Regions from separate parts of the Mus musculus genome. Here regions 1 and 3 are each linked to region 2. Evidence: chromatin loops called from intact Hi-C (ENCODE). Cell type or tissue: left cerebral cortex. All regions are shown on one strand. Links, peaks and the distances in the headings refer to the core of each region. The heading gives the core; the rest is flanking DNA.

Region 1 (3,841 bases), core at 1,342-3,841, 1.1 Mb after region 2:
TCCGTTCAACTTCATAAGCGTACCACGGTTGCAATTACTGTGGTAGAGATGATTATTTGCAATTTCTTTATTAATAGTAATTAGATTAATTGGCTACTTACATATCATCATTGTAACTACTAATTGCATCCGATCGCTGTTTAGTCACTATATAGGGATTAAATGTTACTTCATTAATAATTAGTAGGCTGATTATTTAACTAATATGGAGAGTAATTACTTTGTTTTCATTAATGGTAATACAAGCAGGCAGGCATTTTGTCAACATTTATATCTATTGGCTAATGTGTTACTTGTTAATAGTCTGATTAATTTAGCTAGATGCTTTCATTAATGATTAAAAGAAAAAAATAGGAGTATGCATATTCTCTCTCTTTCTCTCTGTACACACACACACACAGAGAGAGAGAAAGAGAGAGAGAGAGAGAGAGAGAGAGAATGATGTATAGCCTCTATGCCATATTTGGTGTGATAAAGGTTATGAAGGTGAAATCCTTTTAGGTAGCCTGAGGCCATGTAGAATATTATCCAGGACACCCAGAGCCACAGACCTTTTGTCTTTTTGCTCTGCAGTGGTGTGGAATCGTGCATGTCAGGCAGGTGCCACACCACTGAACCATATCCTCAGCCCCAAGCCTTAAGTTCTCACATGAACCCCAGCCGGCTCGTCGCTTGGTGCAGAGAAGATGAGCTACTTGACAGCAGCATCTTGAGAAGCTGCAGACACTGAAGCATCCTGCATCTCCGTCTCCATCTTCTTTTAGTTCCGTTCCTTCCTTGAGACACTAAAATCTTTATATGTAACGAAGGAATGGTGGAGCATCCTAGTTTTCAAAGGGGTTTCTGTTGTCAGGGACAGTAGCGGGGATGGGGGGCTTCCTTGTCCCCCGAAAACCCACATTTCACTTAGGTATCCATGGAAAAATGAAAGACAAGAGGCTCCATAGAAAGTCTAACCAGAGGCAGGACAGGTGTTCATGAGGAGCTGCTGCCCTTTGTAAGCATTAGTACCAGCAAAGGCCAGCAGAGCAGGTCCCTAGGGCAGGCTAAACGCTGCTTTGCATTAACCCCACAACCCCAAACTGGACTTGCAAGATGCTCTGTGCGACTTGGAATGGATGCCCGAGGCTATGTGACACCTCCTGGTAGCAGTCTCCAGACTCTGTAACAGCTGTTTCCATCTGCGGTTGACTCTTCCTCGACGTGGCTGTTGCAGTGGGTAGCTTTAATTCCTGAGGACATCCCTAGTGCTTGGCTACTTACTGCCTCAAACTTTTGTTAACTCCCTACTGTGTGCACAGCAGAACTGGGTGCTAAATGTTTGGAGTCGGAGATATCAAGGACAGTCTAGATTCTCCTCCAGTGGCAGAATGTGTCTCCAAGAAGGCCATGTGACTGGCATCTTTAGCAGGATGGCCAGACTGGTGTTATGGGTTGGGAGGTACATTGAACCATAGTGTGGTCCATTTTAGCCTGGACCTTCCTCATTTTCAGCTTGGGGTGGAAAAGGCTGCCTCGTTTGATCAGTGTGGGCTCTAACGAGGTAGAGCTGGAAAAGTGGAATGACCCTCCCTGGCAGGTCTTCCAGGTTTCTACCTTCTTTTTTGTGTCTCCTAGGCACACGGTGCCTCCTCTCTGTTATATTTTACATAGTAACAGGGCTAGAGCTAGAGAGAAGGTGGCTGCAGATGGGTTTGGTGGCATTGAATGATCCTGTACTAGAGACATCTGTACCACTGAGCATCCATCACACCAGTCCCTGACCTTAGGCACCTGATCTGAACCTGCTAGCCAGGAGTCTAAACAGGCAGCTCTGGTCTCTGTGTGTATAACCTCCAATTCAGGTGACTCTGATGCAGGTGGACCCTTCAGGATGCATATGCCACTTTTCCACCTGGAGAAGATAGCTGCGTGACCTCTAGCAAGGTCCTTAAACTCTATTGTTTAAGACTGTTTTCTTCACTCTTAGACACTAAAGGTTTCATTTTCACTAGCTGTTCACAGAAGATCATCAACTCTAGACTGCTGTGTGCCAGGGCACCACCACCACCACCACCACCAGCAGGACAAGGAAGTTTATAGAAAGACGGGGAGGGTAAATGAGATCAGAGTAGCAGTGGGCTGGCTGGCAGGCCCGATTTCTGAAAGAAGTGTTTTAGAAAGCACTAAACATTCTAGAGCTATCCGTATGGCCAGGCATGTAAGGAGGGAAGAAAGGGAAATGTCCCCATGGCCACATGAGTACTATCTGTGTATCTGTGTAGAAAAATCCCTGTTAAGCTCCATTGGTGGGTGCTGTGGGGCTGGGTCCTCGAGTGACAGTGAGTGGCCTGGTATGTGCTTTCATGGGGAAGTCGTTCTGGTGATTTCTGCAGATCCCTCAGTATGAAGAGGTGAACAGAGTTTATCACAGGCAGCAGATGGGTACAGTGCTGAGGACGCTGGACAAGGTGGGCAGCCACCCTTGATGGAACCTTTCTCCAGCCCAGCCCTTGTCCAATAAGGAAGATAGGTTGACCTTTACCCAGGGCCTTTCCCAGCTCACTGTAGCCTCTCCAGTTACCCAGACTTAGGGGAAAACATCTCAAACAGGATAGATGCTGCTCCAAAGACACATCAGGTCTAAACGAGCTACGGGGAAACTGAACTCCAGCTGCCACTCAAAGCATTTTGTAAATGCTCTCACTTTGTGTATGAAAGTTTGACTCACACATGCCACCCAGAGGCAGTAAACGGAATAGCTCATGATCGCGACCCTTGTGCCATTCTTTGTTTCTTATCGCCCTCCAGTGGTCATAATCTGTTATTGCTCTCTGAATGCAAATGGTCCCTTCAAGTCACCTTTTGGATGACTTAGGCATTTTTCTGAATATGGCTTCCTGTCTTGGCCCAAGTTAGTTTCTCTTCGAGATGCAGAGGAAACTAGACTGTTTGATTCTTGAGGATCTGAGGGTAAGATAAGAAGAAGACCTTGATCTTGACCTTGATCACAGAGAAGACCCAAGAACCTGGGTGCCATCTCAGAGGAGGGGGCAGGTGAAGAAGAGCAGGAGAATGGGAGAGACACATCCAGAGAAGGGCACATCCAGAGGGAGACATGGGCAAGTACGTGCTTTAGTGCCTTCTATTGCTCCTAGAGTTGTGTGGGGTGGGGAAAGTTGTAAATACTTCTGCAGGAATACGAAACGCCAGGCTGGAAAAGCAAGGACGTACCCACCACCAAAACCCAGAACAGGCGCCCCTGCAGGATGTTCAGCTGCCATGCCCTTGGATGTTCTCAGATGAAAGGCCCTTGGCAGGACTGTCCCGAACCTGCAAATACTCAGAAGGAGCCCCACTCTCCCCCAGAGACCCATTATTGCATAGCGACCACCAGCCCATGGCCCACTATATGTCTCTGCCTTTGGTGGCCTCCACAGGGCATCTGGAAATCTAAGACACATGGCGGATGCATGTCCTAGTTATTCATAAGGTATATTCATAGCTCTCCACACTGGCACATCAAGGCCTGCTCTGTCCTCTTATGAAACAGTTGGCTATTGTACAATGCACAGTGCCTTCCATTCTTCTGGCCTTTATACAGCTGGTTTCTGCCTGCTGTTGTGTGCCTAGCCTGTTGGTCACTTCTGCCCTCTTCACTGTTCAGGTGACTCCTCTAAACCCTTTGCTTCAGGCTTCCAGGTCCACAGCTCACTCCCTACTCATTGCCCGGGTTCCTCTCTATTCCTTTCTTCCCTCCCCACTCCCATGATCATGGAAGCATGGGCTCTGGCTTCCTCTCATATTTACTTACCATTTTTCCCTGCCCTGTGTTAGCGTGGGAACTGAATAATTGGAATTT
Region 2 (5,324 bases), core at 1,429-3,928:
GAGTCATAGCCCAAGAGTCAAAGCATGTGGTACTTACAGGTTCATCTTCTTCATTTTAGGGTATTATATTTTTTTAAAAAATATTTATTTATTATACCTAAGTACACTGTAGCTAATTACAGGTGGTTGTGAGCCACCGTGTGGTTGCTGGGATTTGAACACAGGACTTTCGGACGAGCAGTCAGTGCTCTTACCCACTGAGCCATCTCCCCAGCCCCGGTATTATATTTTTTAAAATTGAAAATTCACCATCTCCTCCCAGTTTTTATTTGGAATAATAACTGGTTCCTGCAGCTTTGCAACCCTGACTGGGCTCTTGCCTTTGTCACTTGTGAGATGCTTGCCCTTTGCCGGGCTGGGCTGTTTGGTTGACAAAACCTGAGGTTTGCGTAGCTCCTGTCACCCAGCAGGCAGCTTACAAATGGTTAGTTCTGAGCCCGAAGAGCCGCTAAAGATGGGACCCAGAGCCTCCTCTGTGCTAGGCTAGCTCTCTTGTAAGACCAGCAGCAGCTCCAGCCCCCTGAAAAGGTATTTAATAAGACAGTCATGAAAACATTTAGTGGCAGACTCACAATGTCACTCCCCAACCTGGAGGCTGTTAGCTGTGTTCAGCCAGGTGGAACTGATCCATCAGCAAGCCACGGGAGACAGGGCTCCAGCAAGCAGCAGCTGGCCCGTGGACACCCTGTTAAAGCAGACATGGAGAGAAGCGACCACTCTGCCATCACTGGGTGGCAGCTTCATAGGGAAGGCAGGTGTTGATTGGTGTATGAGTGACACACATCACAGAAGCCATGATGGCAGCAGAGGGAGCAGCCACTAGGATGGGGAGGGGGAGGGTGCCAGAGAGGGCTGTCTCAGCAGAAAGGTACAAATGCTGGAGTCTGCTTGAAGAGCAGAATAAGGCAAGACCTGGGTAGAGGAGGGTGCGGTGCAGGTGGACTGGCTTGCCGGCCGACCTCTAGGAAAGCATGAGGTATCTTGAGTCTGAACTGTTTGGGGAAAGCAGATAGGCTGAAACAGAAAGACTGGTATCTGAGGAGAATGAGGCAGAGTAATTGCAGACAGCCACTAAACCTCAGTCAGCTGGGCTCTGAGAGGCAAAAGGCGGACAACAAACGTCCTGTGGGCGGGTGAGACCTCTGTTGGGCTGGATAAGGGTGAGATGCAGTAGCGGGTAGGCCGCCATGTGGGGAGGGTAGAGGGCAGCAGGGACTTGAGATAATCCCACCAGAACACGCAGGAAGCGTGCTCATAGCCAGACACCCATCCCCACCTCCAATAGTTGCCATGCTCACCTTAGAGGTTTTTTTTTTTTTGGAGGACGATAACTTAATAGTTAACCAGAGGCTGGCATGATGGCTCTGGCTATGAGCACATATTGCCTGCTCTTGCCGAGGACCAGAGTTCCACCCCCAGCACCCATCAGACGGCTTACAAGTGCCTGGAGCTCGAGCTCCTTGACCTCTCTGAGTCTTGCTTGCTGTAGAGCCCCGTGCTGCCCTCAGGCTGGTCTGTGGGCCTGGCTCCCCAAGTCAGTCACCAGAGTGAGGCTGCCTCAGAGTACCTGAACTGTCAGTCGTCAGCTCAACCACAGAGGAAGAGACAAACACAGAATTACGCCCCTAAAGAAAGACTCCACCAGTATTGCTGGCCATTTCATGTGGGGAAGTGCACCTATGCCTTCAAAGTGGGGGAGCACTGGGAGCCAGCTGCACCCTGTGTCCTGAGGGGAGGCCCCCAAGTTCTGCTCTCTGTTGGTTTCCAGGAGAGGCAAAAACCGGGTCCTTTGATATGGAAACTTCAGTTACCTGGGAAATGGCACAAGAGGAGATAGATGTCTGTCTCTAGTCATGCTGAAGTTAACTGTTTGACTTGGTTCTATCCAGGGTTCAACAATGGGCCAAGCCGTGTGTGTGTGTGTGTGTGTGTGTGTGTGTGTCTTGGATAGTCTGTTCTCTCCTCCCCGTTATGGGTCCCAAGAATTGAGCTTAGTTAGGCTAGTGACAAGCACCTTTAGCTGTTGAGCCATCTCGCCTGCCCTGAAGCTGTGTTTTTTAGGGATGCTAAGGCTATAGTCCTTGTAGAGGACTGGAGGGAGGGATGCCCCATGCCAGGCATACACAAACTTAGTGAAATGTGCACTGACTGAGACCCTGGGCATCGAAGGGCTTGCTTCACAGGGCAAGGACCCATGATGAGGGAAAAAGACCACCTGAGTGTCTGAGGTGGGCTGCTAGGGCCTCACTGGCCTGGAGCATGGAGAGACAGCAGGGGTCATGCTGGTGTAGGTTTGCCAAAGGTCAGTGAGGGCAATACACAGGGCAAGGGTACTTCAAGGGCAAGAGGGTGGCACCTTAATTGTAATCCATGCTTCTGAGTGAAGAGTGCTAGGCCTCTCAGGTAGACTGGAAAGGTCCAGGGAAGCCTTGAATTATTTGTAGCTGGGAGGCTGGATTTAGGTTAGATGGTCCTGTGTCCTTCCACAGCTCTGCAGTGGGCTACTGCTGTTATCAGGCCCAGGCGGTTCAGGAGACAGCTTTGAACACAGAAGAGGCTCCAAGCAGACCGGAAAGGTCTGGGGAGTGGAGTCTGTTGGGCTTAGCTGGTGCTAGAGTAGTGGGTGGCTGCCAGGCTTCCCAGCCCTGCTCCTCTTCTACAGACCTGTGGGCCCTCACTCTCTGCAGTTACTGAAGTCCGCTTTGCAGATTAAAGGGAGGAGATCTGGACTTACTGCAACCTGCTATCTATTCACAGTGGGGCCCTGTAGTTTGGATCAGCTCTGCTATCATCTTGCTCGGCGTCAGGCAAACACTAGAGGGCAGCAATGCTCTGTGGCAATTGTGGCCCTGCCTGCGGCACAGGGCGGTTACCAGCCTTTGAATTCTGCCGGAGGAGGAAGGCACTTTGCGGTCCTTGTCTCATCCTGATGTTTGTCTGCTAGTTGACAAGGCAGCAAAATAATGAGTTCTGGTGGGATTTTATAATCACAGTAAAGAGAAGGGCCTGGAGTTTTTCTGAAATAGAACAAGCTTTTGGTTCTTAATCAAGTGTGATCCATTGTGGAGCTGATGGTAACGAAGGACTTCGGCGGCAAATGGCGGACATTTGGGAAGGAATGGAGATGTGACTAGTGCAAGTTCCATCTGTCTTTCAGAATCCCTGCATGAGCTGGTGGTGCCACACACTTTGAATCCCAGCACTCAGGAGGCAGAGGCAGGCAGATTTCTTGAGTTTCAGGCCAGCCTGGTCTACAAAGGGAGTCCAGGACAGTCAGGGATATTACACAGAGAAACTCTGTCTCAAAAATCCAAAACCTCAGAACTGGAGGATAAAACTGTCTTTATCGGTGCTCTGCAAAATAGATGCAGAGTCCCTCTTCCCTGTGCAGGCACAGGGTGACCTGCGTGTGTTGGCTGGTTTAGGCGAGTGATTTCTGGTAATTATCTGGCACTCCCAAATGGCAACAAATAGCTGGCTGTGTACAGATCTGTGCAATGGTCATGAGGGTTTCACAGGCAAATGACAAGGTTCATATGAGAACAGAGGGGCTGGGACTTGAGTCATCATTTTCCCCTGTTTGTGAATAGAGGAGCCATGCAGCACCCTCTCAGCTTGTCTTCTGTGGAGAGCAAGCAGCCACCTCTCTCCTTTACTTAGTGCCGCTGCACACCGTCTGGGAACAGCAGGGTGGCAAGGAGGCTGCAAACCTCACTGGCATCCATTCACAGACTTCTTGAAGTAGGAATCTGTTCCTTGAGATTCTGTGGTCTAAATGTAGCCACCCCTATCTGCAGAGGGAGGTTAGGAAAAGGAACAATGATTCAGGCACCAAAGAAGATGGTGGCTTAGAGGTGAGGGGTCCCTGGGACACGTGTTCATGCACCCTTTGTGTTCCTTCCCTTCCCTTCCCTTGCCTCTGGGATGGGCAGGAGTGACTCTAGGCAAAGTGTTTCTGTCTGCCTGCCTGCTAGCCTGCTCCTGAAGTCCAGTGAGCTGCAGACAGTCATGGTCCACACTGGCCGGCGCTGAGGAGGGGAAACCGGCTGATAAACAAAAGACATGGAGGCAAACAATTCCCAAGTGAGTCAGATCTACAGAAACAAAGACCACGCTCCCATTGGATACCTTCTGCGGAGGAGCAGCTCGGGAGGCCTTCATCCCAGGAGCATAAGCACTGTTGCAATGTAGAGCAAGGTGCAACAAAGAAAGATGCACAGGCTGCGATGACTGTCTCCCCTGTAGCTGGCTGGTGGGGCTTGTGGCGGCTCCATCTGGTGCTGAGCAGACCCTGAGAAAGGTCTCGTCAGTTCCTTTCCTCACCACTTGCAGCCAGTTTTAAAGACAGGGAAACTGAGGGGTGAGACCCAGCTCAGCTCACAAAGTCTCCCATTGTTCTTTCAGTCCCCCTCGCTCCCTCGCTTGTGTGATTCCAAAAGCCCAACCCGGTGGCAGCTCCCCTCCCCCACCCTAGGCTGCCTGAGGGACTGAATACATTTTTGTTTTCAACAGAAAATGGCAGGTGACCTTACGAGAAAGTGCTACTGAGGAAGTGTCTGGAAAACTAGACCAGCTTCTGAGGGTCGCAGCGTGGCCCCGTCCTCCGCCTCCTCACATCTCTAAGTTCCAGAACAATTGGTGCCCTTTAAAACATTCTCCTTTATGAGACTTTAGAGGGGACTTTCAACCTCTTTGTCTTTGGTTAATTTTCTTTGCAAAGCCATTCAGATTTTATGCAGGCTACTCTGTTCAGATGCAAGAACAGCCTCCTCCTCCTCGGATTTCTTTTTTGATGGGTTTCCTTAATGAAGCTGTTGCTAAGGAAACCCTGCAAGAGCCTGGTAGGCACCAGAGTGACTGCATCCCTAGTGCTCCTGTCAGGTTGAGCTCAGAGTCAGAAGGGTGGGAGAGTGGGGAAGGGTGTCATCTGGGGAAGGGGCTGAGGTAATGCTGTGACAGGTCAAAGCTGGCCAACTGGCCAATGGCTTCCAGGGCCAGTCAGTCCGTGGGGGAACTGTGGGGGAACCGTGGGGGGATCCACAGCTCTTACAAGGAAACCATTGAATGGGGGGGGGTGGAGAAGGAAGGTCACCTGCTAGATTCCTTTCTGGAATTGAGAGGAGAGAGAGAGAGAACTGAGAAATTTCTGGTCTAACAGGATTCTGGTGTGTGGCTTGACTAAGAGTCCAGGAGAGTGGAAGTCTGTGAGGACAGTGAGGGGGGCTCAGTCATTCCAGAGCCAGGGGTCTGCAGAGACCCCTTGGGGGCCAGCTCTGCTCTACCCCCTCCCCTCCCCCTCCCAACTTGGAAAGGCACTGCCCATT
Region 3 (3,841 bases), core at 1,342-3,841, 610 kb after region 2:
TCTGAAATTTAAATCAAGCCAGGCAGCTTTGTCGTTAGCCTGGTCATCCCACTACCAGCTGATGCCAATGAGAACCACAGTCCTAGAAGATGCTAGGGTTTGACCTAGGTGCCTTTACCTGGCCAGAGTAATCACTCTGGCTCCTACCACATTGATTAGCGATGGCTGTCAGCTATCCCTTCTCTACACAACTGTCCAGAAACAAGCAGGATCACTGTGACTCTATACCCAGTGACGATTAAGAAGGGCTGGACCTCTTGCCTTGGTGAAGCTGACACCTAGAAATCCTCCCTATCACATGTGGATAAAGTCGAGGTGTTTATGTTATGACCTTCTTCCTCCTATCTCCTCACTCCTGGAAAGAGCTCTTCAATACATCAAATGACCCAATGTCTCCCAGGAGCTGCTTCTAGGCAACATACTCCAAGGCAGATAGATGTTCTTTGCTCTATGGAGGACAGATCATTGAGGCATGTATACAAATTGGCATTTGACTGGAAAAACCCAGTGCTTTGAGATGGAAGAGATGATGAGTTTGAGAGAGATCTGAGGGCCAGGGCACTTAACTTTAGCAGTAAGTTTGGGTGAGATGCAAGAGAAATTATCAAAGAAAACTCCAGGGCTTTGCCATGGGAAATAAGCAGCTTCCTTTGGGAAGGAGCTGCTCTGACTTTTGCACATAAGTTGCAGCAGCTGCCTTGCAGTGGTCCAGGTAGATGTGTTGGGGATCAGGTGTTTACTTCACCCTGGGGCTCTAGATCAACTCAGGGGCTTTTAGCATGAAAGGAGCAATTTACAAGGCATCAGGAATCATCATCACCCTGGTTGGAGGATAAAGTGCATAGAGAGAAATCTGGGATCTCCTTGCTCCTTATCAAGACCCAAGGCTAACGAGAAACTAAAGGAGACAGGAGGAGCCAGCAGTCATACAGAGGTGTCATGGCTGAAGTCATGTTTGTAATGACAGGAAACACTTATGGAGACATCATATGCAAAGTCCATAAATGTCATTTCACACATCAGCATGTCCCCTCACTCATATGTAGCCATACAAAACAACAGACAGACACAGGCACCATCTCCAAATACTGATGACTGCAACCATGAGTATCCCCATGGGAGTGGGAGAAGGATAATAGGTTGAGTCTGAAGAGAACAGCTGAAAGAAAAGAGAAAGCTGATGGACTCTCCTGCTGAAACCCTTCTGACTGACTGATGTCCTGTGACATTGTTAGAGAGGAACCCATGTGCAACCTTTAGCCCACGGACCACACAACCGAGACTATAGCCCCACACAAATTCATAAGGTTACTGAAAACATTATGAACATTTCCTTGTCACTTGGTCATCCATTTCTGAAGCACAGACTTTATAAATAACAGTGTCCCACCAGGAAGTCAAAACATCAGACAGTTTGCTAGCTTTAATCCACTAAGTTTGAGGTAATTTCTGAGGTTCTGCTCAGTCTCTCCCCTGCAGGGGATTGGTGGGGGATGTTGAGGTAAGAGCACCAAAGGAGCCACACCTCTCTGGTCCTGGGTGGGTGCTGGGCTCTGTGCAGGGCAGAGGATAGATGGGGCCTTTTTCTTCCAAGCTGGGACTTCTACACCCGAGGTTGGGAAGCGATCTTTGTGCTGTCTAGAACCTGCATGGTCTATGCGGTGCATGATGCTTTCTTCCTTCAACAGGGAAGGATAATACATCTTCCTATTGTCTCAGGGGCCTATGTGTTTTCAGTGGACACTCACTCTTTGGTGGCTGTTTGGCTATTCCCCAGGATCACAAAAAACTGCTTCTGTATCCGGAATTGAAAAGATGAACTGCTAGTCCATGAATAATTTATCCTTGGTAAAGTGGCCAGAATGCTAATTGTCACCAGTTTCTGAGGACTAGTGTGAGAGGATGTCAACCTCATCAGCATATCCTTCCTGAATTTTCTGTATTTCCAGAACATGGCACAACAGGGCTGTGCTGAGAGTCAGCCTGTTTTCTCACTTTCTGTGAGGACATCAGCGAAGGACCTGGATGGAGGCTGGGGAGGAAGAAAGAGCCTAAACTCAGCCTTTCAAGACTATACCAGTCCTATGGATATTGGTGTCACTTGAGCCAGGTTTTGCATATGCACAGAAGGAGCTGAGTGGGGACCATGCTTCCCTGGTCTTTCCTCAATGGAGGACTAACTTTGAAGGGTGTTGCTAGTCCTTGGCTCTCTATCTTTATTTGGGGTTGGTAGTCCTTGTCAGGCATGTTCCGTTCCCTGTAATCTAACTGCTTGAATTGACAACCAAGCGTGATGGGAAGGCAGAGCCAGACTCCTGTAGGTGTGGCCTGTTCCCTAGGCCATCCTACAGGCCTGAATGAAGCTTTCTGGATGTACACTGAAGTCTCTTTCTACCTAATTTCCTCTCCTCCCTCTTTTCATAGGTGACTGGCCTGAAAGCCTGCCACACCTATGAGTGCTCCTCGCCCTCAGATTTCTCATAGACATTTTCCCCAACTAACCTTAATCATGATGAATTTCTTTTAGCATCTGCTTCCTAAAGGACCCTGACAGTCACACCCACACGTGGGAATGCACATATTTCTTCATCAGTAGACAAGCCCACGAGTTCTCACAATCTCAATACACCCACATCAGCAGCACACAGATCAAGAGAGAAACATTGCAAGCGCCAGAAAAGTCCCCCCTGCTCCTTTACAGCCTCCTCCCACAGAAGGTGACTAACCACCACCACGATCCCAACTCTTAACAGCACACTGAGGCGAAAGAAGGATGCCACAAAGATAGAAAATGAGACCACACACACACACACACACACACACACACACACACACACACATACACTTTTCAGCACCTGCAGAACAAAGCCAACAATCTAACCATTTTCCATGATAGAGTAGCTAGAACTACTGTCCTTGTAGCCACAAACTGTAAAAAAAAATTGGAAGTCCCACGATGAACTTCAAGAGCTTTCTTATCAGTGATGAATTGTGGGACTGTGAAAGGTAGCTTGGTCCCCATTTGAGCTAGGGCTTGAAGCCCAGGAAACCCTGAAGAGACGGTAGGCAATTCACCTGATTCCTGGGCACCATAACCCTGTCACTAGCCACAGCCCCCCATAGATTTGTGGCCATCAGTCATGTAAGATCAACATCCCAAGCCCCTCCACTTGTAGAAAACTCGACCTGTGGTCATGTAGAGTCAAGACAGATCTCCATTTTAATGAGGTACCAAAAGACCTAGAGGACTTAGCCAATCAGTTTTCCTTCCCAGAGACTCCTCCTTGAAAAGGATATTTAACCTCAGGCCCACCCTGAGAAATGGGGTATGGTTTTACTCATCCATTTTCAGTCATGACAATAAATGCCTTAAAACCATGGACTGCTTCTTTTCATCAGGATCTGGCATGGGGAGTCATGGAGAAGGCCTTCACCTATAGAGCTGCCGTCTAATCTCCAGTAGAAGGCCTCTCTGTGCTCCCAGCCACAGCTGCCACCAAGCACAAGCCCAAGCTTGCCACTGTCAAGCCAAGGACTATCCCTGTGGGACCAGCCGGAGCTCCCCCTTCCCCGACCCCACCCCACCACCCCTCCGCCCCGACCCCAGCCCCTGGCTAGATCCAGCCTGGGGCGGGGCATTCTGTTCCCAGCTCTTCCATGGCTTCCAGCAGTGCCTGGATGTCTGAGAGCCTGAGAACTAGATGGCCCCAGCCTCGTCGCAGACCCAGGGACCCCTGAGCCATGGCGCTCCAGCTGTCCCACAACTCAGACTGGGCTTTCCTACCCCTGCAGCCGTGTCCCAGGGCTTCCTTATGGCCCATAACCTGCCTGGCAACAGCAT

The links. Hi-C counts contacts between places; a loop is a spot of excess contacts. Peaks named below come from ENCODE experiments on the same cell type or tissue, not always from the same donor. Only the 100,000 strongest peaks of a DNase experiment are listed, where the experiment ranks them.
Region 1: it touches region 2 in a loop (4-fold over the local background); 13 of 42 quality-filtered maps call a loop at or near these places.
Region 3: it touches region 2 in a loop (2.4-fold over the local background); 2 of 42 quality-filtered maps call a loop at or near these places.

What each region holds. Positions count from the first base shown.
Region 1 is chr15:71,916,747-71,920,587 of GRCm38, reverse strand. The region is part of intron 23 of Col22a1 (collagen, type XXII, alpha 1); the gene reads left to right. Among named protein-coding and RNA genes, the nearest start is that of Col22a1, 120 kb to the left of the region's middle. In left cerebral cortex, for the core only: a CTCF peak has its summit at 2,768 (motif pointing left); DNase peaks (open chromatin) are centred at 2,748, 3,102 and 3,518.
Region 2 is chr15:73,020,587-73,025,910 of GRCm38, reverse strand. The region is part of intron 6 of Trappc9 (trafficking protein particle complex 9); the gene reads left to right. Among named protein-coding and RNA genes, the nearest start is that of Trappc9, 38 kb to the left of the region's middle. RefSeq lists an enhancer at 2,592-5,324. In left cerebral cortex, for the core only: a CTCF peak has its summit at 2,813 (motif pointing right); DNase peaks (open chromatin) are centred at 2,834 and 3,705; H3K27ac peaks cover 1,143 bases.
Region 3 is chr15:72,410,943-72,414,783 of GRCm38, reverse strand. No RefSeq gene overlaps it. Among named protein-coding and RNA genes, the nearest start is that of Gm24390, 78 kb to the left of the region's middle. In left cerebral cortex, for the core only: no CTCF peak of the experiment used is centred there; DNase peaks (open chromatin) are centred at 1,962 and 2,630.